Linked DNA regions of Homo sapiens: regions 1 and 2 are each linked to region 3. Evidence: chromatin loops called from intact Hi-C (ENCODE). Cell type or tissue: endothelial cell of umbilical vein. All regions are shown on one strand. Links, peaks and the distances in the headings refer to the core of each region. The heading gives the core; the rest is flanking DNA.

Region 1 (8,287 bases), core at 2,823-6,822, 440 kb after region 3:
CCAGTTGAAAAACAATGGAGAATGATAGGACCTATAACATACTATAAGACACATGCCTCACCTGAAGGCATTTAAATGATACATGCCTCACCTGAAGGCATTTAAATAAGAACAAAATTTGGACACTATGCTGGCCAAACAAAACATCTGTAGGACAAAGCTTTTGTGCTGCAACCTTTGCCCGAGGGCCTGGGACTTTAGTATTGTCTAGGCATATAGATCAGTGCTATTGGATGGAAAAATAATGCAAGCCTCTTCTATGTGTAATTTAATTTTTTTATAGTAACCACATTAAAAAGTAAACATAATCAGGTAAAATTAATTTTAATAATATATTTTACTTAACCCATTATTCCAAAATGTTACCATTTCAATATAGAATCAATATAAAAATTATTAATGAGATGTTTTACATACTTAGGCTTTTTTTCATACTAAGTCTTTGAAATCCAACGTGTATGTCGTAGCAGGTATTTTACTTCATCCTTCTAATAAGCTACTTATAGTATTTCACGGATGCTGACAGAAGAGATGATGAAACTCTTGGTTCAGAGATAAAGGACTTTATTACTCATGACACAGCAAGCAACATGAACATCAACATGTTTACTTTAGTTCCCCTAGTCTCCTGTAATAGGCAAAATTCTAAATGGCCCCAATGACTCCCAGCCCCTGATATACACATACCTTCTTCCAATTATTTAATCAAACGCTGCTGTAAAGGAATTTGTCAGATATAATTAAGATCTCAAGTCAGGTAACCTTAAAATAGGGAGATTAAGTAGATGAGCCTGACCTATTCACCTGGCCCCTTTAAATCTGGGTTTAGAGGTCAGAGACAGAGAAGTCATAAATATTTAAAATATGGCAGAGATTTGGCAATATGAAATTCTCCATTTCTTACTGTCAAAGAAGACATGGCTTCTTTGACATGGAGGGGACCATGTGGCAAGGAATGCAGGTGGCCTCTCTGAGCTGAGTGTGGACCCTGCTGACAGCCAGTAAGGAAAACGGGGACCTCGGATATACAATCACGAGGAATTAAATTCTGCCAACAACCTGTGTAAGTGTGAAAGTAAATTTTTTCCCAGAGCCTACATATGAGAACACAGCCTGGCAATATTTTAATTTTAACCTTTGAGACCCTAAGTAGGGAACTCTGCCTGGCCTTGTGACCGACAGAACTATGACCTAATAAATGAGTATTATTTTAAGCTGCCAATTTTGTGATAATTTTTTACTCTGTGATAGAAAACAAATGTAACTCCCCCCCACCAAATCTCACGAGGATGATGTAAAGGGCCCAGATGGATGTGGCACATGAGGTGTATTTGTGTCACAGTTGGGGGAATCCTGAGCTTGGGTAACTCACCCTTTCATAGTAAGCAGTGGGCAAGCCTGCTTTTTGCCCCAGATGGAGATACTAGCTCATCCTTCCATGTTGCTACCATATTGTACAGCATAGCTGCAGAAGGTACCAAATAAATATTTGCTAAGAGGTTGATTGGAAAATAGAGAGTTGGGCTCATGGTCCCTCATTAATATGATTGATGCCTTTCCTTGAGATTTATAAGCTGGCAATGAAAGAGAGGTTAGTTGATTAGGGGCTTACATATAGGATTACCTCAGAGCAGGGTCTGGTCACCAGTCTCAAATATACGTCTACTCGGGTATTATCTGCTAAAGCAGTGTTTCTCAACATTTTTATCCTCATGACTGCCCCCTTATAGAGTCTTTGAAGACTTTCTTTTCCCTAATTGTGTCCCCTTCCCATGAAATTTTATACCACAGATATACTGTAAATCTATTTATGTGCTGTGGTTCTTTGGAAAGCCATAAACCATTGTAATAGCTAATTTTTTTTTGACCTTCCAACCACGCTGAACCAAATTTTGCCCTCTTGGGGTGATATTACCTGCTTTGAGAATGGATGTTCTAGAGGACTGAAGTCATATTTACCAAAATCACCAGAAGCAGGCTGATATTTTAGTTAAGGTGGAATTCCTTCTTATGTCATTTGTACAGCAATGCCCTCATGGTATGTCCACTGCTCAGAGCAAAGGGATGCTAGGTGTGTGCAGATGAGGGTACAGACAGCTGGGCTCCCTTACCACTGTTGCCCTGAGTCCATGCTGTGCACAATGTGCTACTCTCCTCTCTTTTCTGGGATCAGTGCCCTTTTCTTTGGGGTCAGCTTTGGAGAAACAGTGAAGCATTTTTGGTATTTGGGTCCCCCTCACTCACCCACTAATACATAACCCAGCCCCACTGAGCAGCTCCTTTTCTCTAAAATATTTTTGAGAGCAGATAGCCCAATTCAGCTTTGAGAGAGTTACTTTGTTCTTTGAAATGGCAGAAGGGAAACTCTACCTGGATGTGTCTACCCCAGGAATAATATAAGTCGAACTTTCCAGATTAAAGTACTTTTAAATTCCTGGAGGTCAGTTGTTGGGGGCACAAGCCCAGTAGGGTCAAGGTTGCACTTTCAATATCCTTTGAGGCCAGATTCCTTCCTTCTGTTGTAGAGCCACTAATTTTACCTTTGACCTTGAGCAGCATCTATAAAATGCTAGCTGTTAGCAAAATGAGGAACTGGGCTTGGCGATGTCAATTAGTTGGATGAAGACTAGTATTGTTAAAGGTCTTATGCTCTGTCTTGGGATGTGTTATGCAGTTTACTTAGAAGTATGCTTTTGAAATCATCAAAGACTTTTCATAATTAACTTTTAATTTATTTGTATAATGGTCAGGGCATTTGGTCTGTTTGATACCAAGTTTTGGTATTGAAATTTGCTTTGCAGCCCAGCATATGATCAAGTTTTATCAGTGCTTTATGTGTGCTTAAAAATAATATATTCCGTAAAATTTCCTGAAAAGTTCTGTTTTTTTTTTTTTTTTTTTTTTTTTTTTTTTTTTTTTTTTTTTTTTTTGAGACGGAGTCTTGCTCTGTCGCTCAGGCTGGAGTGCAGTGGTGCGATCTCGGCTCACTGCAAGCTCCGCCTCCCGGGTTCACGCCATTCTCCTGCCTCAGCCTCCCAAGTAGCTGGGACTACAGTTGCCGGCCACCACGCCCGGCTAACTTTTTGTATTTTTTAGTTGCCAGGATGGTCTTGATGTCCTGACCTTGTGATCTGCCTGCCTTGGCCTCCCAAAGTGCAGGGATTACAGGTGTCAGCCACTGCGCCTGGCCAAAGTTCTGTTTTACAGAGACAGTCTCACTCTGTCACCCTGGCTCAGGTGCAGTGGTGTAATGAGAGCTCATTGTAATCCTGAACTCCTGGGCACAGGCGATCCTCCCACTTCCGCTTTCCAAGTAGCTATGATCACAAGTGTGTGCCACTATCCCTAGATAAGTTTTAAATATTTTGCAGAGTCAGGGCCTCAATATGTTGCCCAGGCTGGTCTTGAACTCCTGGCCTGAAGTGGTCCTCTTGCCTTGGCCTCCCAAAGTGTTGGGATTACAGGTGTGAGCCACCATGCCTTGCCCTGAAAAGTTCTTTGTATGTCTTTAAAGTTTGTTAATGGTGTTGTTGAATCTTCTATATCTTTATTCATTTTTCTGTCTGCCTGATTTACTCTTTGAAAGAAATATATTATCTGTCACCATATTGCTGGATTTGTCAATTTCTCTTTGAAAGTCTATTAATTTTTGTTTCATATATTTCAGAGTTATGTTATGTGTATAGGCATTTGCAATTGTCTTATTTTCCTGATAAATTGTCCTTTTTACCATTGTAAAAAGCCCCTCTTTAATAATTCTTAAAATCTATTTCATCTGATATCAATGTGGTGACATCAAGTTTCTATCAGTTGATATATATCTTTTATATATCTTTTTTTCCATTCTTTTAATATTTTATGCTGCTATATTTTGGCTAGGTCTTTGTACAGATTATATATCTGATTTTTTAAAAAGCAATAAGAAAATCTCTGTCTTTTACTTTGGAATTTTAGTTCATTTATATTTGTTACAATTACTGATACATTTAGATTTATTTCTCCAAAGATTTTGTTTCCCACTTATTGTGGTTAAACTTTTTTTCTTTTACTCTTCATTCCCACTTTATTTGGAGTTGATCAAACTTTATTTTCTGTTTTCTACTGATTTTAAGGTTTTTCATTTTACCTCTGTTCTTTAGAGGTAAACTTAACATTATATCCTGTACACTTGACTTGGAAAATATCATCTAGGATTGTGTTGTACATTTCCAGGGAGTACCAATCATGTTTCTAGATTGTTAAGGAGTAAGGCCTTGAATTCTACCTGTCTTCCAAAAATGCAAGGAGCTTAAAACATTTTAATTCTGATCATTTCTTTTCATCTTCATATGGTTGGCCAGTATTTTAATTACTCTTTACTTTTATACGCTAAATTAATTATTATTTTATAATTATTCATACTGTAATTTTTCATTTATATTTACCTATAATTTTACCAATTTATTTGCTTACCATTTATTTACTCAAATGTTTACCAAGTTTTTTTGCTTACCTCTTTTTTTTTTTTTGTATTTTACTTTTTTTTTCTGGATTCAATTTTCTCTTTGAGGGAAAGTACCATAATAGTTCTTGCATTTATTACTGTTAGTAATGAATTCTCAGATTTTAATTGTCTGAAAAAGTCTTAACTTACCTATATGTTGCATATTTTCTCCTATATGTGTTGTATAAAGTATAACAAAGAGAAAATCGTTTTTAGTCATTATTATGCCTTCACTTTTAAATGATAGGTTAACTGGGTATAAAATTCTGGGTACACAGGCATATTTTTTCTCAGCACTTTGAATATATTTATGTCTGTTGTTAATTTATTGCTTCTTAGCTCTGAAACCACCCTTCTTTGCCACACTTTGTGATATTGGACCTAAACTCTGTAGATTACATTTCTCCCTTGACAGATGGCTTAGTGTTAGGTTCTGCCAATAGAGGGCACAAGAGGGACACTGAAAGCCTGGGAAAAGAAGGAAGAGGGAACTTTGTTCCTTCTGGTATTCTGTTTTATAGTTCAGCAATGAGCAGATCAGGGTATAGGGGTCATTGTTCATTTGTGGTGTCCTTCAGTCAGTTTCTTTGTTGCCACATTGGAAAGTGGCTTTCAGCTCTTGTAGCTCAGTAGTGGTCAGTTTCTTTGTCACCATATCAACAGGCACCATGTTCCTATGACAACTACCCCTTTTCCTCAAAGGTCTAAATTTCAACTTTGCAGGATCCCCTCCTCTGAGATTTTTAAGTTTCTTCTTGTTCACTTTTCTCTCAGCCCAAAGGTTAGTAATTTGTTTCTGTGGTTCCTACCTCCCTATACCTTATGGTTTGCTTTGCCCAGTTTGACAATTAACAACCTTTTATTAGTTAACAATTCACCGTAATAATTTTTGTGTGTGTAAGTTACTGATATAGCTTTAGTCTCCATACTGGACCCTGACTGATGAAATATTACTTTCTTGTTTTCTGTTTTATCGTGTTGCTGTTCAGAAGTATGTTGTCAGCAAAAGTTGTGAATAAACACTTCATAAAGCAAGACATTCAACTGGCCAATAAGTCCATTAAAAAGTGTTCAACATTACTAGTCATGAAAAACATTTAAATTAAAACCACAGTGAGTGACATACTACTAAACTTCCACCAGAAAGGTTAAATTTTGTTTTTAAAAGTGAATGTTGGCAAAGATGTATAACAACAGAAATTCATATATTAGAAATGTAAAATTGTATAACAAATTTGGAGAAAGGGATCAGTCTTTTATAAATGTACACACCTACGCCATGACTTAGCAATTCTACTCTCAGGTATTTACTAAGAGAAACAGAAAAATACATTCACAAAAAGACTTGTTCAAGAATGTTCACAGCAGCTTTATTGATAATGTCCTTAGAGTAGAAAGAGGCCAGATATCCACCAGCAGGATGGATGAATAAATTGGTATGCTCATATAATGGAAAAGTACTCAACAATAAAAAGGGATGAACTCCTGGTACGTGTAACACCATGGATGAATCTCAAAATTAGTATACTAAGTGAAAGAAGTCTTACATAAAAATGTAGAATTCCATTTATGTGCAACTCTAGCGCAATAAAACTAATCTACAGTGGAAAAACTTTAGAATAGTGATTGACTTTGAAGGGAATAGGGATGGATTTTGACTAGAAAGGGACACAAGGGAAATTTCTGTGGATGATGGTACTATTTTATATTTGATATGTGTTTGAGTTGCACACCAATGTACACTTATTATTTGTATATTTCATTGCATGCAAATTTGATATAAAAAAATCCATAAACAAATATCGAACTTCATTAATGAAATCCTTGCTGACAGATTTAAGAAAACCTGTAGGCTGGGCATGGTGGCTCATGCCTGTAATCCCAGCTATTCAGGAGGCTGAGGCAGGAGAATCATTTGAACCTGGGAAGCAGAGGTTGTGGTGAGCCGAGATCATGCCATTGCACTCCAGCCTGGGCAACAAGAGTGAAACTCCATCTCAAAAAAAAAAAAAAAAAAGTGAAAAAGTGTAGAAATGTCTGTAATTTGCTGTGAAATGCACACACACAAACACCCCAAATAAAAGAGCAACAACAAAAAGCAAATGAGAGATTGTTGGATGAATGCAGAGATGGATAGATGGATAGATATGTGATAAAGCAAATACAATGAAATGGAGTAAAATATTATTGGTAGTACCTACATAGTGTTTATACAAGTGTTCACTATGAAATTCTGTCAACTCTGCTCTGTGTTTGAAAATGTTAAAATAAAATTTAGGGGAAAATGGACTGTTGTCAGTCTAATAATTATTCCTATTTAAAAAGTAACCTGTACTTTCTTCATGGTTTTATTGAACATCTTTTCTTTGCTTTTTGTGTTCTGAACTTTCACTGACATGTATTTAGGTTGACTTTTATTGCTCTCAGGTCTCATAAAGTTACTTCTTTTTCAATTCTTGGAACTTCTCAGCCTTTAGTTTTTTTTTTTTTTTTTTTTTTTTTTTTTTTTTTTTTTTTTTTTTTTTTTTTTTGGATATTGCCTTTCCTCTCTTCTGGATTTCCTATTAATGCTGGGTGAAATTTCTCAACCTATCATTCTCATATTTTGCTCCCTTTTTTCACATTTCTTTGCCTCTCTGTTCTGCAATTTGGGTGCTCTCAATTTGTGTTACAATTCGGGTACCTTCAGATCTTTCATTCCTCAGATTTTTCAGTTTACTGACTCTCTCTTCAGCTATGTCTAGCCTGCTATAACTATGCTATAACTATGACTATGTTTTTTTTTGTTTCTAGAAATTCTCTTTAATTCCTTTCTCAATATAATTGTCATTTTGTTGTATTGTCTTTTTGATTCTTTTAAATGTTTCATCATTTTAAACATTTATTTTTAGCTTAATTCTGATAGTTTATTTTAAGTGGATGTTATCAGGAGTTAAAATTCTGCTATTTGCTGTGTCTGCTGACTCTTTTGCTCATTGTGGATTGCTTCCTTATGTGCTCTTTTATAAATTTGGATTGTAATGTATGGTTGGTGGACATTTATCTGAAGGACTCCTCTAGCTTGAGAAACATTATTTCCCTTCAGAGAAATTTTTTCATTTGTTTTTATCAGGCACATCAAGGTCATGGGTCTTAGTCACTTTTTATATTAATTTCTAGAATATGCATCTACAGTAAAGTTGAACTCAAGCCCATATGAAGTCACACCTGTGATCATGTGTTATCAGAGGAGACTATTTTTTTCCCCTCATCCAGAGCCTAGTATGAGACGGCTAAGCTTTTTGATCATCTTTCTGAGTTTGAGTGTGGATTGTGTATATTTCATCCTACATCTAAGGAGGTGCTTCAAGGCTTCTGGCTTTATACTGGGGGGAAATGGGATGTGCATTTCACTTCTTTGTATCATGTAGGCTCAAGACCTAACTCCCGACTCCATGTGGACACTTACACTTAAGTCCTTACGTGACATAATCTGGCAGCTCTCCCACAGGCAGCTGCAGTATCAGCTCTGGGGTTCCACTCTAGTTTTCAGTTCTCCCTTTGTTTGGGGTTTCTGGAAATTTCTCTCACTTTCCAATTATTGCTTTTAAAAGAATGTTCATTATAACTTATTCAGCATTTTCTAGGTGTTTAATATTTGGAGAGTCTTGAAGTAATCTGATCCCATACAATACCAGAAATGAAAGTTGTGTTAGGCATTTCACTTGGATTATTGTATTAATTCTTCACAACCCTAAAATATATGAATTATTATTGCAGGAAATACACGTGTAGAGGGATTAGCAGCTTCTCCAGGTCTTACCA
Region 2 (8,287 bases), core at 2,823-6,822, 1.1 Mb after region 3:
AAAATCACTAGGTTTTGCTTTCCTGGCAGAGCATCAGTCCTTCATGGAAGGCACCTACTGTCAGGACAACCGGGCAGCTTCAAAGGCCTAAGGATTCCTGCGACGAAGGGAGTGCAGCTTCCTCCATGTGAACGATAGGTCACCCTGGGGTGGCCAGCAACTCGCTCAGCTCCTCGTGGCTGCTCTGCCCTGGCTGGGGAAAATGAGTCCCTGCTTTAGAGCCAGAGGAACACAATGACCTCCTTATCCCTTTTTAAACAGCCACTTTCCTTGCAAATCTCTGCTAATAAGCACAGCTTATCTTTATTTACCAGGTAGCTCCTTTCCCTTCTGAGATATCAGAAGGCCCAATGAGAGGAAGCAGAGAGAAAAGGGTTTTCTACAAAGTGACAAGGAGACAGCACTTTTCTGTCTAAAAATACACAGATGTCCTTCTCCTTAGTGGTGCTAACTTGTTATAGATAGTTTGGGGACAGCTTTGAAAAACTTATGAGAATTCCATGTAGCCTGTGATTGGTGGGAGTTCCCACTTAACTGTTCTGTGTTCTTTTCATCTTTCCATCAGCTGAGCTAAACACTGCAAAGCAAAAAAAACTTTAAAACCAATTGGTCTAGCCCCCACCTCTGAGCAGAGTTACACGTAACCATTCAATATTCTTAGATTAAATGACTTTAATAAGCTCTCGTGATTCTACCACTCTAACCCCATAAACCAGGAGTGAAATCCTCAATTCTGAGTTCAGATACTAGGAAATCCTTTTTCTGCAGCACACTTTATGACTTTTATGCATTTTAATTCTAAAATGCTACTTTCCTAATTAAATGTAGTACAATCTTTCCTAATCTTATGTAGTACAATTGCAGCTCAATCATATTTTTGGGGAACTCTAGAATACCCTGGAATATATAAGCCACAGCTATGCATAAATATATATATATATATATAAAAGGATACAGTAAGTTGAGACTCCTGATCTATAAATAAGTCTGTTCACTTGCATAATTATGAGGACTGAACAGGATAAATTTCACTCTTGTAAAAACCAATAGGCCTAGGAAAGACTCAAATCTCTATCTCAGTTTCACAGGGAGCTCTAGGGAAGCACATTCCCAAAGCAGACGTCGTTGGGTAAAAGCCAATGCCCTGCTCTAGGTCAAAATATTGCAAATTTCCTAAGCAAAATTTGTTTCTGTTCTAGAAAAATAGGTTATGTTCACCTGGATCACTTACCAAAGGCTTCTGGGATTCAATGGAATACGAGGACCTACTGAACTGTGAAGTGCTTGAAGGCAGAAAATGTATCATTCATTTTTAAAATCCCTGACATTAAGCATAGGGACTGGTGGTGCTGGTGGTGGTGGTGGTGATGATGATAATGATGATGACGATGATGATAGCAGCAACTGTTCATTGAGCACTTACAATGTGTCAGGGACTTTGCTGTTTCCTTTACATATATTAATTCATTTATAACTCAGTATTATATATACTTATATACTTATATATTTACTACTTACAGTATATATATATAATATATATTATATACATTAATTCATTTATTACTCACAGCAACCTGTGAGCCAGGTACTATTAACAACCCTATCCTACAGATGAGGACACTCGGTAATAAACTCAGAGTTTAAGTAATGGCCAAAGCCAGAGAGTTTAAGTAATGGCCAAAGTCATACCTCTGGTAAATGGTAGAGACAGGATTCAAAGCCAGGTCTTTCTGAACCTGTAAATTGCACTACTCCTGAACCTGTAAATTACACAACTATGACAATATAGCCTGCTACATGGTAAATGTTTAATAAATGTATTTGGACAAAACTGAGCAGGTGTAGTGGAATTGGTGGGATAATTTTCTCCCTACTTTCAATTTCTATCTGACTTGCGCAGGCATTTGTTTGTTACAGACCACATTCTTGTGATTGTTATTGTGATGGTCTTAGTTCTCCAAACTACACTACAAGTCTCTTGAGGGCAAGACAACATATTCTTCACAATAATAATAGATGCTGTATTATGCTCCATGCTTTATACATTTTTAATCCTTATAATGGATCTGAAAGGGATATATTAGCATTTCCATTTTTCGAATGAGGAAACAAATGCAAAGGTGAATGACTTGCCTGTGGCTACCAAGCTAACAGTGGGAGATTCAAACACCTTCTGTCTGCCTCACATTTTTCCACTTTGCTCTGCTGAAAGCCAAACACTTACATTACCCAGCTCTAGAGATTTAGCATGGTCTAGGATACTTGAATATTATTGTCTCAGTTACTCTTCATTCAGAGCTCTCTCTCCTGGCTAGACTGGTGAAAATCATAGAGCTCTGGTAGATGAGGAATAGGGAGGAAAAAGATATCACATTTCTGGTCTGGTTTGGTTCTCTGATCTCATTTGCTTGGATGGGCTACAGAAAATCAGCAGTGGGGGTCGGGGAATTGGGGGCCAAAGTTTAGTTACTTAAGAGAGCTGGACAGAGGAGAAAACCCTCCACTTTCTTTGTCCCATCTGCCACACCCAAGAGCTGGCATCACACCACTGCTGACATGTACAGTGTCTGTTGGCTGGGCTGAGAACCCCATGTAACCTCCACAGCTAAGGTGTCCTTGGGGGATACAGGCCAATTTCTCCAGCAGCCCCAGGTTCCAGAGGGACAATAATGTCTCATCAGGTCCTAACACTGTCATGTGCTACCCCTACTACTGGGGTTAGAATGTTTCACTAGGATCCATAATATCTCCTAGCTATGTAGTCTCACCTCCCTACAAATCTGAGATATGGTTTCTGACACAAGGGAAGGGTATCTGTTAGACTGTAAAGATGTACCACTTTTATTCTCAGCTAGAGGCCTTCTCTTTGGGGTGATGACCAGCTAGTAGCTGCAGGTGTGGGAAAGGGTTGCCTTTTCTTGATACTTGGCCACCTTTTACGAAAGAATGCAAAAGTGAGCCTAAAGACAATAAATATTAGATAGAAGAATAGATTCCTAAGAATATATTCCTTTCTAATATTAGAAAGAGGAATAGATTCCTTGGCCAGTCAGCCTCTGTATGTCTGAAATCACCCAAAGAGTTCTACTTAAAAAAAAATGTTTAGATTGAGTTATCCAGTTAAAATCAAACTCTCCAGGCTGACTGATATCAATGGCTCATATGTGCAATTGGCTTTCCTCCTGGTTGTAAGCAAGAGGACAAGGACCACATCTTCCCTGTGCACCCAGCATAACATGGCCCCTAGCAGGTGCTCCATAGGCACTTGTTGTACACATGTACAACAGTAATTATGGCTTGTTGTAATTATTCAACTTGTTGAATGAAGGTTGAACATCATCAGGAGAGACTCACTTGGCCTTCGTCTGTGGAAGCAAAGGATGAAAATGTAATAGAGAATAATAGAATAGAGACATCTTCATGGTCCCTGACTCCCAGTAAAGCTAGGATCTTTGTACCTAATCATAAGTAACAGGGATATTCTGAAGGGGTTCTGTGGCCCCTTGACAATCATAAGTGATTTTGAGAAATAAATATTTTGACATCTAGTCCCAAAGCATTAGTCATGAGACTGACAATCATTGATGAGACAGTGGAAATGTGGAAGTTGGCACTGGACTATGAAAATGCAGTTCCGTGGGACTTGGATGAGGCATGACAGCCAGAAGATCAGCTTCAGACACGAAACCCTTCCTCCTAGCCCCACCAAAATTATTCTTCAGTGTGTAGCTCCATTGCATACGGGCTGGGGATGAGCCTTTTCCTCTATGTTGCTCCCTTGATTCTCTTTCATGCACATTCTTGGCATGTCACAGACTCTCCCCAGCCTTGAATTCTAGCCCCATTCCATCTCATCTGGGGCAAGTCTCACAATTCCTCATCTATTCAGTGTGCACAATTCATATCTGCTGTACCTGACTCAGGATTCCTGGGAGAATCAAATGAGATTATTCATTCGGCTTTTCAACAAATATTTGTTGAGTAGTTGCTGAATAACATAGTGTAAGGGAGACTGTGAGAGATAATGATGAATCAGACTGCGTCTTACCCTCAGGGACCCAGGCAATGTACAAGGCGAGACAAGTTCACATTCCAAGGTGAAATCGTCAGTCCAAGAGAGGACCAGATACTGGGCTATGGGAGCTCAGAGGTAATATGGATTATTCCAGCAGGAGGTAATAAAGAGGGCTCCAGAACAGAGGCTGCTGTTTTTGGGCTGAATTTCCAGAGTTAAAATGCAAGCAGTTTGGAAACAAAATTGGTACACAAATATTGGGCATAGGTTATAAATACCTAATTTATGGAATTCTCTATGTCCCAGAGTAATGCCTACCTAAACTCACATAGATTTCAAGCAAATAACAGATAACATTTATGGAGTACTCTTGCAGTGCAAGATACTATATGCTTTATATTTGAGAACTCAACGTAATCTAAGCAAAACCCTAAGAGGCAAGATCTAGTATCAAATCCACATTGCAAATGAGGAGAATAAGGCACTGAGGGGTTGAGTTTCTTGCTGAAGGTCACACAGACAATAAATTATACAGCCAATATTTAAACTCAGGTGGTCAGAGTTCAAATACTGCTTCTCAGACAAAGGAACAAAAATAATAAAGTCATTGCTCAAATAATTCAGTCCCTTCACAGAACTGTTATTTTGAAAAAAATAAATGTTGGATCCTGGTGAATTATGGCAAAATTTATCTGGGAAATTACATTTCAGGTTGAGAACGTACAGGAATAAAGCCTCTTTCTTCATAGGCATCATTGAAGTCATTCCAGAGTATTTTGTGCTATGGCCAGTAGATGGCAGAAAGTGACAAGAAAAGGACTGGAAACTGGGACCCCCCCCCCCACCACACACACACACACACACACACACACACACACACACACACACACACTAGCTCCCTGCTTGCAAAACAAAATGCATTTTGCCTACAATATATTTCGTTTAGAGTAGCAAACACTTTCTCCTTCCTCAAAGCGAGCTCCAGAGTAGAAACTGCAATTGTGTATTTGAAATTCTCCAGTCACCAAATCCAAGAAAGGTGAAGAGGAACTGCCCCAGTGGCGTCTGCGAGGCGTTTCCTCTATAAAGCTGTCGTCCCTAGCTCTGGTCAGTGCTGACCAAGTCACCCTGGCCTCCTCCCCGGCCCCTTTTTCTACTGCAGGAAAGGCTGGAGCTTCGGAAGAGATAACATCAGGGAAGTACTTGGCAACTATGAAGAGTTTTACCCATGTTAAAACAAAAGCCAGCAAAGCATTCCTTCAGTAAAGATATGTTAAGCACCTATCGTGTGCTGGGCTCTGGGCACAACCAAAAGCTTGGCAGCTGCTATTTAACCTCCTCCTGCTTCACCAGCAGCAAACTGTTGCCAAATGAGCCTAAAAAGAAATTAGTTCCATGGATTCCTTTGCTGAGTAATTCTGCAGTGAAAATAAGAGAAATCAGACACACTGGAAACTTTTAATTACAAGAAAACCTGGGGAATCCTATTGCCGTCTTAGATTTTAAAAGACCGCTCTAAGTATTGAACTCAGAAGCTTTAAAAGGAAAAGATATTATTAGACTTGACTACATAAAACTTTTAATCATCTGAACTTCAAAAAGCACTTTGAAAATCAGAAGAAAAAATAAAAAGCTGTAAAACATATGACAAAGAATTAATGTTCTTAAATATAAATATTCTAAGAGCTCTTATAAATCAATAAATGTATAGATCAATAAATCCTGTAAATCAATATTCTTATCAATTGATCAGATGGGCAAACGGCATGAAGAGGCATATCACAGGATAAAATGGAGCAAAGGGCCAATGAAACATTGGAAATGTGCTCAATTTAATTCATAGTAAATAAATACAAATTTAAATGGAAACAATAGTTTATTTTTCACCCCTGGGTATGGAGTCAGCCTTCTCCTGGGGTATTGGTAAGTATAAGTTGGCAAAACTTTTTCAAGAACAATTTGACAACATTTAGGAATATGTTTGCATTTCCTTGACTTAGAAATTCTGGTCTTCTCTGCCTCCCTCACTCAGGTGCACTCAGTCAGTCCTGTATCTTTCAACATGTCTCATAGACTGACAGTGGCCAAATTAAGTCTCCAGCCCTGACCTCTCCTCTGCACCCCAGGCTCCTTTCTGAACACCTCCCTTTGGATGTGTAATAAACACAGCAAACATCAGTCCACGATGGAATTCTTTTTCCTTTCCCCTACCTTCTCAAAACTGCTCCTGCTCCCCATCCCCTCTTAGTAAATGGCCCTGCCACTCAGCATATTAGTGAAGTCCCGGAACCCTGGAGTTATCCTTGATATGCTCTTCTGTCCTTGAACCTGCCACATTTCCATCTTTGATTTCCTGTTCCAGAATGTTCTCTCCCTTGCTTCATCAAGTCTCTCACCAGAGAAGTCTTTCCTGACCACACACTCTGGAATAGTAACTCTGTCACTCTCCATTCCCTCCACTGTCTTATTGTTCTTAGCTTACGTCACCACCTGATGTCATGACTCTTGCCTGTCTAGGCACTACTGTATAAGCGCCACTGAAGCAGGATCTATATTGTCTTCAACACAGCATTCCTAGTGCCTACCACATTTCTTGGCACATAGTGGGCTCTCAAAAATCAGTGTGGGATGAATGAATCCAGGACTTACCCTACAGATGTGTGTATGTGTGTATAAATATATATTCAATTAACTATGCCTTAATAGGGACTAGTTAAGTGGATTATAATTTTTTAAAACCCTCAGTTTCCTCATACAAAAATAGGATAGAAAAAAGTACCTATCTCATATGGTTTTTGTGAGAATAAAATAAAAATGACACCTGGTACTTGGTACATAGACACATTCAACAAATGTTAGGTACTGGCAGCTCATCACTGCTTGGCAGCCGATAAAAAGAATGAGTTAAATCAAATGTACTGACCTGGAAGATGTCCACAACATATGGTTAAATTAAAAAACCAAGGTTGCAAAGCAATGTGAATACTATGCTCTTAGGGAAAGGCCCAGAAGGAGTTCAGGGAAGCATCTGAAGGTGATGGGTGGCTGTGGTAGCCACCTATGGTGAATGAAGTTCACAGAGAAAGGTCTGGGGAAGAGAGAAGAGACCAGGCATGTAACGTATTTGCTTAAATATGCTTCTGTATGGTTTGAATGTTTGGCAAAGCATATTGATACTTTTACAATATTTTTTAACTTTAAAAGCAGATAACGCCCCAGAGAACTACTCTGTTGTTACGCTGTAACAGGGAAATGTGTTGAGCTTCCAGGCTGCTAAAGAAATTTTGCCCCAGCCTGCCTTGAATTTTTGTAGGTAAAACCTGACACTACAGGAAAAGTTTGGGACAAGTTTAGCAAGCATATTCTACTCAAGTCTGGTGAGAAAACTGTAATTGTTAGATTTGATTTTTTAAGCAATACCACAGGATGGCTAGAAGGATTCGATGAATTGGCAAATGTGAAACATGGAGCCCTTGTACCTAATGGCTGTCCATTAGATACCAGCTGTGTCAGAATGTGATGCAGACAGGAACATTTTCAAGGACTGGGGAGAGTTATTAAATTGCATTTGCTGTTTGTTCTCCTTCACTGAACAAATATTTATTGAGCATGCACTATGTGCCAGGTGCTGGGCCAGACATAGGTATTCAGCAGGACCAGACAGACTTCATTTTTGCCTTCAGGGGAATTCCCTCCTTTTGTACTCATGCAACTGCAATGCTTCCAGGGTTAGGCAGGATTTCAGGCAGCCTGGTTATTCAGGTAGCATGCTTATCTTCAGAGCTGTGGGTTTTCTGTCTAGAATTAAACTACAAAGTGATGAAAGCATAAGGACTATCTCTAAATTTGGAAATTTAACCAGGATCTTTCTTGAGCAATGAAATGGCATGAAAGTAGTTCCCAAATAGCAGTATTCCAAAAGTGCAATGCTAATGAAACAACACACTACAATAGCAGGAGTTGTATTCCACCCTTTATGTAGCAGGGATGAAGACTACAAGGAGAAAAGTCCACATGTTTGGTGAAAAGTAGCCCATTACCTAAGGAGAGGATTCTCTTACAAGTAAAATAAAAACTCAAGCCATTACACCTATGTACAAGAGTCAAAGTTCCATGGGCCCTTCTTGACCTAGGATCTACTTGAAGAGGGACACATGCCCCATGCAACAGCCGAGGGATGAGACATGAAGGGGAGAAGGCGGATTGGGATACGCTTTCAACATCATCCCCCAGAGCAGATTCCTTGCTCCAAGCTTGGAGGACTCTTCCTGC
Region 3 (8,287 bases), core at 2,757-6,756:
GTCAGGCATATCTCATATTTAATTGGCAGCTTTTTTTTTTCATAGTGGTATATAAAATAATGATTCATCCTCCAATTAATGGTATCTTAGAATTGATGAAATATGGTATAATGAGTAGTTCAGAATTTGTATTGTCTAGTGTAAGAAGGCCTTACTTGGCCAGGCATGGTGGCTCATGCCTGTAATCCCTGCACTTTGGGAGGCTGAGGTGGGTGAATCACCTGAGGTCAGGAGTTTGAGACCAGCCGAGCCAACGTGGTGAAACCCTGTCTCTACTAAAACAGAAAAATTAGCTGGGTGTGGTGGCAGGCATTTGTAATCCTAGCTACTAGGGAGGCTGAGGCACAAGAATCGCTTGAACCTGGGAGGTGGAGTTTGCAGTGAGCTGAGACTGTGCCACTGCACTCTAGCCTGGACAACAAAGCAAGACTTTGTCTCAAAAAAAAAAAAAAAAAAGCCTTACTCATTTCTTTAGCGCATCTGACTTTTAGAGAACTAATTTCAAGACTGGCTTTAGAGATTTAGTCATTTAGCCACAAAGAATAAACCCTAAGGCAGTTTTAATGTTTTTGATATGTTTTTAAATAAAATGAGTCTAAATCAAGTTTTAATCACTTTCATTCAAGAATGCTTAATCTCTTGTTTTATTCTTCTATTAAGGTACACTTGAATTTATACATTTCAGCCTTTGGATTTCTGTAACTAGTTTTTTTTCAGGGAAGGTTACGGAAAAAAAAAGATTTGGGGGCAGGGGTAGGAGGGATTTTTAAAATCAAAATAGATAATTAGATTTGTTTTAGGTGGCTTAGGTTTGGTTTATTAAAGGTAAAATAATAAACTAAATAATATTGCTTATCTCTTTCATGAGTAAGAGTTTATGGTGGAGGAGGATGCTTTATGAGGATGAGGTAGCCATCATCTCATTGTAGTGTTGTTTTTGTGAGGGTATGTACTCCTGTCATACAGCAGCAGCCACACTAACATAAATCTCTTGCAGTAAATTTCCATCGTGATTTGGTAAGAGCAACGTGTTCTTATTTATTATGTGGGCTGGTGCACTTAAGTTTTTTTTTTCTTTTGGTACTACCGTATTGAGAAGTGGTTAGCTTTTATTCTTTTTCATTGTACTTTCCATTGACTTAGCATCTATTTATTTAAACTTAGTGTTCTGTGTAATGCATGGGGGCCACATGCCCAGGGGTCTTCACTGAGTTCTCAGTATCTTTGACTCCACCCTGATTCTGCCAGGGTCATAGAAAAACATTGTTGACAGTAATTTTACTTTATAATCTATTATTTTTTTTGTGTGTGTGTCGGGGGCGGTGGTGGTAAAATATCTGTTCTTTGTGACCTATTTTAATCAGAGATCCTTGCGAAGGTTTGGAAAATCTAGTCCCTGCTTGGGATCCCAATGTGATTCTAATAGAACCAGTTTCCTCGGAAGGTGACTTTTCTGTATAACCTAAGCTGGCTGTTGCCTCAGTTTCCCTACTCCTGAGAAAGAGGAGTGCACATTTTCCACCTGATTCCATACTGATTCTGTGAGAACAAGTAGGAGAGTTAGAAATATTTGTAGGAGAGGCTGGGCATGGTGGCTCACGCTTGTAATCCTAGCACTTTTGGGAGGCCAAGGCAGGCGGATCACTTGAGGTCAGGAATTTGAGACCAGCCTGGCCAATATGGTGAAACCCTGTCTCTACTAAAAACACAAAAATTAGCCAGACAAGGTGGCTGGTGCCTGTAATCCCAGCTACTTGGGAGGCTGAGGCATGAGAATTGCCTGAACCATGGGGGTGGAGGTTGCAGTGAGCCAAGATCACGCCACTGCACTCCAGCCTGGGCATATATATATATATATATATATATATATATATATATATATATATATATATATATATATATATATATATATATATGAGAGTATTCAATGAGGAGTGCAATAGTCAGAAATGCAGAATGTTTCTTTTCTCTATTTTTTTGATACAAGAATCAAAGGTTCTGTGATATGGGAGTAGTTATATTCTTCTGATATCTATAATAAGCTTCTGTTACTAGGTGGGAGTCAACCATGGTGAAAGAACGGTATCTTAGGAGCCTATTTTAGTATAAGGCAATCATGGATGCAAGCTCTGCAGAGATCTTTCTGTTCTTTGCTGTAGTCTAGGCCAGAAAGGGAGAAGCATGATTATTAGGAATGAGGTTTCTTGGGATGGTATTCTAAAATACTGATGCTGTTCAAGGTGAACAGATGGCTGTATTAATGCTAAAGGAGACACAACCTAAAGCTAGGGTGAGCATGTAGTTTATTCTCCAAACTGGGACACTTCTGAGAATTATAGACAGTGCTATTAATAATTATACCAAGACCACAAACATGACACAGGACAGCCTCAGGCAAACTGAGCTGTAAGGGTGACCCTTCCTAAAGCAGTTGTTTCAGAGTTTACCTCTGAAGTTTCAAAAAGATGTGTTTTCTTTGGAAGGATTTATCTTTTAGGAATGTGCTTTTATGAGAGAAATTGGGGCTAACATTTCTGTCAAAAACACGGAAAATGACTTATGACATCTAAAAGGAATATTGACATTTTATCCTGTCAGTGCGGTTTAGTTTTTCAACTATGTTACCATCTCTGAAACACACTGTGATCCATGAAGAATGAAAACCATGGAACTGGAAATGCTGTTAATGGTTATGTTGTTTTTCTCCCCTCCCTTTAAAAGTTGCATGCCTGGCAAATTAATCCTGCTGAAAGATATTAGGTTGATAAATACAGATAGATCAAAGTGTCAGACAGCTTGCAAATTCATTGTTATTTGAGAGGGAAAATGGCTTTTAAATATCGTAAGATTGTTTGGCATAGTGGGAAAGTGGAAGATTTACTTCATACCAAAAGGTCTGCAAACTCTGGAGACAACCAGGGAGAGGAACATCTAGTAGCAAAAGAGCAGGAAAGCCAGCAGCCAGCCAAGCCCCACAGGTACGCAGTGAAATGGAGGGTTGTTAGAGGGATCGTGGTGACAAATGCTTGTGTTTTGGATTTAGAGCTAAAATGTGAGGAAGTGATTCACCCCATGAAAACTTCTCTAAATGTACTATTTTAAGCCATGTTTTAAAGGTGGATTGTCATTTTTCATATTTGTGAATTAGCTAGCTGGTGGAGTGAGGCAGAGGGGGTAAATCTTAATATATAGTCTGCTGTTTCAATGTTCTTTAGTTACAGTTAGAGTGACATGGCAAGTTGATCACTTCTCAGAGAACAGAGGTAGAGGTGAAGTGATCATTATTTTTGTTAATATCTTAAAATGCAGTCAACAGATCCTAATATACTTTGAAATGAAAGTTTTCTGAGGAAAACATGACGATCTGGGTGTCTGTTTATTTGTTTTGTGATAGGGTCTCACCGTGTTACCCAGGCTTAGTGCAGCCTTCATGTCCTGGGCTCAAGTGATTCTCCTTCCTCAGCCTCCTGAGTAGCTGGGACTACAGGCAGGCACAACCATGCCTGGCTAATTTTTCTTTTTAAATTTTTTGTAGAAATGGGGTCTCACTGTGCTGCCCAGGCAGCTCTCGAACTCTTAGACGCAAGTGATTCTCCTGGCCTTGGCCTCCCAAAGTGCTCGCATTATGGGTGTGAGCCACTGTGCTTGGCCTGTTTTTTAAAATTACAGTTACTTTGTAGTAGCATGGGATAGAGAAACCCCTTTAAGGTTTTGTAAAAAATAATTTGGTGATAAACTGGTAAATATAGTTTGTTTAATATGAAATTGAAAATTAAGAAATTATTTGGTAGGTTTTTAAACAAAATATTGTTTTACATTTTAAAAATGAAATCCTGGTTACTCTTTATCTCCTTTGTTCAAAGAAGTTAAACTATATTTTTTCAAAGATGAAAGAAGATGTAATTGGTTGCTAACATCTTATTTCTATTATGTCTATTTCAACTTATGTCTTTTCCTTGAATTAAATTTAGCCGTGAAGTTACTAGGACATTTGTAGAAACCTGCCCAAATCGGTGCATATCAGTTGAGCTCCTTGACATATTTCTCTCACCTGTTGGCCTTTTTGAAGGGTGTAGATTGCTTTGGTGCCATGCTGGCCTTGATATCAGAGACTTGGATGTTGGTATAGTCTCATCTGGTAACCTGTGTCATTTCCTCTTCCTAATACATCACTTTTCAGTTTGGGGAGGGACATTTTTTCTGGTTCATGCAGCAAATGAGAGAAAATAATTAGGTAATTGTAACCACAAAGAAAAATTGAATGATCAGCTTATTGTATGTAGCATATCTTAAGAATGAATATGCTTAAATGTCTTCTGGAATAACAAAATCTACCCCCACCTTTTTTTGGCTGGAAATTGTGAATTAAGAACTCCTCAAGTGCTTATTGTAACTATTGTAGAGACACGAAAGGATCTATTAAACTGTCTTGAATTAACTATTTTAAAGTAAATGAAATGTGCATTTTGAGGATAGCATCTATTGCTCGTCTTTGTAACGGATCCCTTAAATGACATTAAGGTCAAGATTTGTATGTTTATTTGATGGCAGGTGGGGGTAGATTTTGTTATTCCAGGAGACATTTAAGAATATTAATTCTTAAGATCTGCTACATGCAATAAGCTGATCACTCAATTTGTCTTTGTGGTTACAGCCACCTAATAATTCTTTACGGTGTGTAGACAGACATGAAGATTGTGATTAAACTGTGTTAAATTGAATGGCGTTGATTATATTTAAAGCACTGGTTGGTCTAATTGGAAAGGTGTATAGTTATTTAAGTTTGAAAAAAATCTGTATCGAAATACCATTTATTTTGTCTTATTATTTGTGTTATTTTCATTTAATAGATTTAAACTTGACACTTTGAGGCAAGATCATTTTAAATAGGAATATTTGTCACATGATTGGTTACTTAATAACCTAAATCTATTTTCAAGACAAACTTAAAGTCTATTTACTACATAATATAGTGTGAGATGACAAAATACAGAAAGTATTAAATATTAATTTAAATGTAAATTTATAGAAAGTGCAAGTAATTTAAAGTAAAATTAAGTGCAAATGTCCACTAGGTGGCACCATAAGAACTCTAAATCTTGTTACTGGTATTTTTCTAGGCCCTTTGGTGTTATGTATGTTAGAATATCTCTTGCATACTCAGCTTGAAGAGATTCTTTTTTCTGTTATGTGCTTATTTACCCAACTTATTTTTATTCCCTGCCCCCAGTTGAATTTTCCTTGGTAGTGGAGCTTGACAAAAACAACAGGTCATTTTTTCCCCCCAAGATAGCCACAAATGAGAATGTACCAGTGTGTGTAAATGATACACATGACACTGATGATAAATATTGACTCTTACAAATTCTAGGGCTATTGAGGATAATATTGGATATTAGGAGTTTAGGGGTTGGGTGGGACAAATAACAGAAAATTCATGGTATGCCATGGGAATCATTATAAATGATACACTTAAATGTCTTATTTCACAATTACAGAGTTTGAATTTCAGAGAAGTTTAGCCATGTGCCGAAGATACTCCAGGTATTTGATAGCACTCACAGAACTATATTTTGAAATGAAGAGATTTCATTTTATGGAGGGGAGGCGGGGAGAAGACATATTTGGTATAGAAAACTCAGCATGAGCTACTTGCATACTGGTAATGGGCTTGATGTCCTGGAGGCTAGAGAAAGTTATGGAGAGTAGCAGAGTATAAAGTTCATTTGGCAAAAAATGAAGCCAAGTGATGGATCTTTATTATGATAAGATAGCAGTATTAGGGTTGTAATTAAGATTGCTGTGTTGTTTTCTGGGCTTATTTTGTTGTTTTACCAAATCTGTACGAGGTATTCTGAGGCTCTTTTTGTACATTTTCAAGGATGAAGCATAATAGACATGACCCAAGAACGTTATAAAAATGTGAAACTTCAAAGGAAAGGTTCTTTTTTGTAACAATAGCTATTACTAAATGATGAATAGGGAATCACATACAGGAATCTTAACTAGCATTAAGCTTTGGATTTAGGTATTCACTTAAAATCATATTTATAAGGGCTTCTTTCTTAATGGAAACTGGTATGTATGTCTTCTACCTTAGGGTAACCTTTGTTCTACTGGCTAGATAACTTGCTTTGTGCATGGCGCATGAGTCATTGCTACTAGGAAAAATAGAAATTCCTTTTTGTTGACTATGGCAATATTTGAACCTCAGGGCTCAGTGAAAGCTATCAGCTAATAATAATGAGGCCATGTATTTTATATATAGTCACCCATGAGAGACCACCTGTTGTTCTAAAGGAAACCGATCTCTTTTTACAGATGGTCTTCAAATACAGATTTCTGATAGTTTATAGTATAAAGATTTATTCTATGGCAACTCAACCTGTTCCCCTGGGGCCTGTCTTTCAGAGATGGTGTCCTAGACAGATTTCACTATACTGCCCTACTCTGAGCAGTTCAAAGCACAGAGGTAAGGGTAGGTAGGTGAACTGGGATGCTAAATAAACGCCTATGTCTGTAGCTGCTTTTTAACAAGTCACCTGGGGCCCTCTAATAGCCCTGAGACTTGAATTTCTGTGATACGAACCTGGAGGCAGAACGCTTTCATAGAACCTTTGACTTTTTCCCCTTGTATCACTTCCAAAAAAAGCTTAGGTTTTTGCCTTGATGGTGTTGGTGAAGGATGCACCTTTTACTCTTGCGATGGCCCAGAGGGCCTCTTTAAGTATGGGGTTGACTTCAGGTTGGTTTAACTTTTGACAAATAGTCTCTGTATTATGTCAAATGTCAGTGATTGCCCTGCCTTATCCACAATGTCCTTCCTACCTAGACTGAGAACCTGTCACTTGCTTGTTGCTCCCTATATCTTTCTTGTTAACTTTCTTTCTGGGCTTCAGGGAGCTAGTTTGCGTTTCGTATGATATTTATATATAGTTTTGTATGAAATAAGTTGAATTGTAGTGTGATTTCTAGGAGTTGAACAAGCACTGTATTAAGCAGATGTGTTAAGTATATAATATAAATAAACTAGGCATTGAATATTTACATATAATATGTTTATAAATAAGATTCATTGCTGTGGTGGTGAAAGGAGTTTTTAAATGTTATCTTCCTCGAGCTGGCCGGAGAATACGTCATTGAGAAGAAGGGAATTTAGAAACTGCTTAAATATGGAAGAGAAAGATATCAGTGAGTACTAGAAGATGATTGGTTGCATTGTGTGGTCGAGGAGATATGGTAGGGTTAGGCTTTTCAGGCATGGTAAGATGCAACTTCAAGAGGATAATTAAAGGAATAAGGTGGGCAAGGAAGAGGTGTCAGGGGTTTGCCTGCTTTAAACAGATCTGCCTTTGTACTTGTGTCTAACTCCTTTTTTAAGTTTGGAATTCTTGACGCTAGCTGCTGGTTGATCCATAGAGGTTTATATTTCACAAATGATGCCTGTATAACTTTCTTTTACTCAGATAAATTCCCAATATTGGCCCTTGATGCATCTCTTTTGATATCTTTCAGATACTGAACTTAAGGGCTTACCATACACAAAGTATATTATTAAATTCTATATTATAGAATTACCTATAATCTTACCATACACAGAAAATCACTGTTAATAGTGTATGTTTCTAGCCTTTTTTCTGTGTGTGTTTGTTTTTAAAGTAGAATTAAGTATACATACTCATTTGTAGTTTGTTGTTTTTGCATAATATAAGACACTTTAGCATTAAATATTCTATAAAATGATTTTAATAGCTGTATAATATTTTATCATAAGGAGATATCATAATCTATTATTAGGAATTTGTTATTGCCACATTTTTACTAATTTTTGTGATGGACAGATGGACATTCTTGTATGTAGATCTTTTTTGTACACCTCTGATAGGTTTTGGTATAAATTGCTGAATTTCTGGGTGAAAGAAGCAATTTTGCGCTTTTGATATGCATTGGCAAATTGTCCTCTAAAAAGGTTAAAGTAGATGTCTTTTTATTTCTCTTTGCTTCTTCTGGTTTGGCTATATAAATTTCTCTTTTTTATCTGCTTGTGTGTGTGTGTGTGTGTGTGTGTGTGTGTGTGTTTGCTTGCTTTTAAAGATGCCGAATTAAGAAATTATTTAGAATTTGAAAAGGAATGCTTTGTATAGAATGTTTATTTACTTAATCTTACTATCTTTCTCTCTAGGTATTTTAATGGTCTTACTTTTTTGATCTAATCTCATTTAATCATGATTCTCATTGCTAATAAAATATGATTTGAAAGGTAAGAGGAAATATGACTATGGTACCA

The links. A loop is a pair of places that touch in the nucleus more often than their neighbours do. Peaks named below come from ENCODE experiments on the same cell type or tissue, not always from the same donor. Only the 100,000 strongest peaks of a DNase experiment are listed, where the experiment ranks them.
Region 1: it touches region 3 in a loop (6-fold over the local background); 7 of 110 quality-filtered maps call a loop at or near these places.
Region 2: a loop joins it to region 3, with 4 times the contacts of the local background. A loop is called at or near these places in 3 of 110 quality-filtered maps.

What each region holds. Positions count from the first base shown.
Region 1 is chr1:213,559,478-213,567,764 of GRCh38, forward strand. It overlaps a transcript of RPS6KC1 not described here. Among named protein-coding and RNA genes, the nearest start is that of LINC00538, 360 kb to the right of the region's middle. In endothelial cell of umbilical vein, for the core only: a CTCF peak has its summit at 4,929 (motif pointing right); a DNase peak (open chromatin) is centred at 4,924.
Region 2 is chr1:214,209,312-214,217,598 of GRCh38, forward strand. No RefSeq gene overlaps it. Among named protein-coding and RNA genes, the nearest start is that of SMYD2, 68 kb to the right of the region's middle. In endothelial cell of umbilical vein, for the core only: a CTCF peak has its summit at 4,808 (motif pointing right); a DNase peak (open chromatin) is centred at 5,040; H3K27me3 peaks cover 367 bases.
Region 3 is chr1:213,117,584-213,125,870 of GRCh38, forward strand. The region is part of intron 5 of RPS6KC1 (ribosomal protein S6 kinase C1); the gene reads left to right. Among named protein-coding and RNA genes, the nearest start is that of RPS6KC1, 70 kb to the left of the region's middle. In endothelial cell of umbilical vein, for the core only: a CTCF peak has its summit at 5,073 (motif pointing right); DNase peaks (open chromatin) are centred at 5,118 and 6,168; H3K27ac peaks cover 198 bases.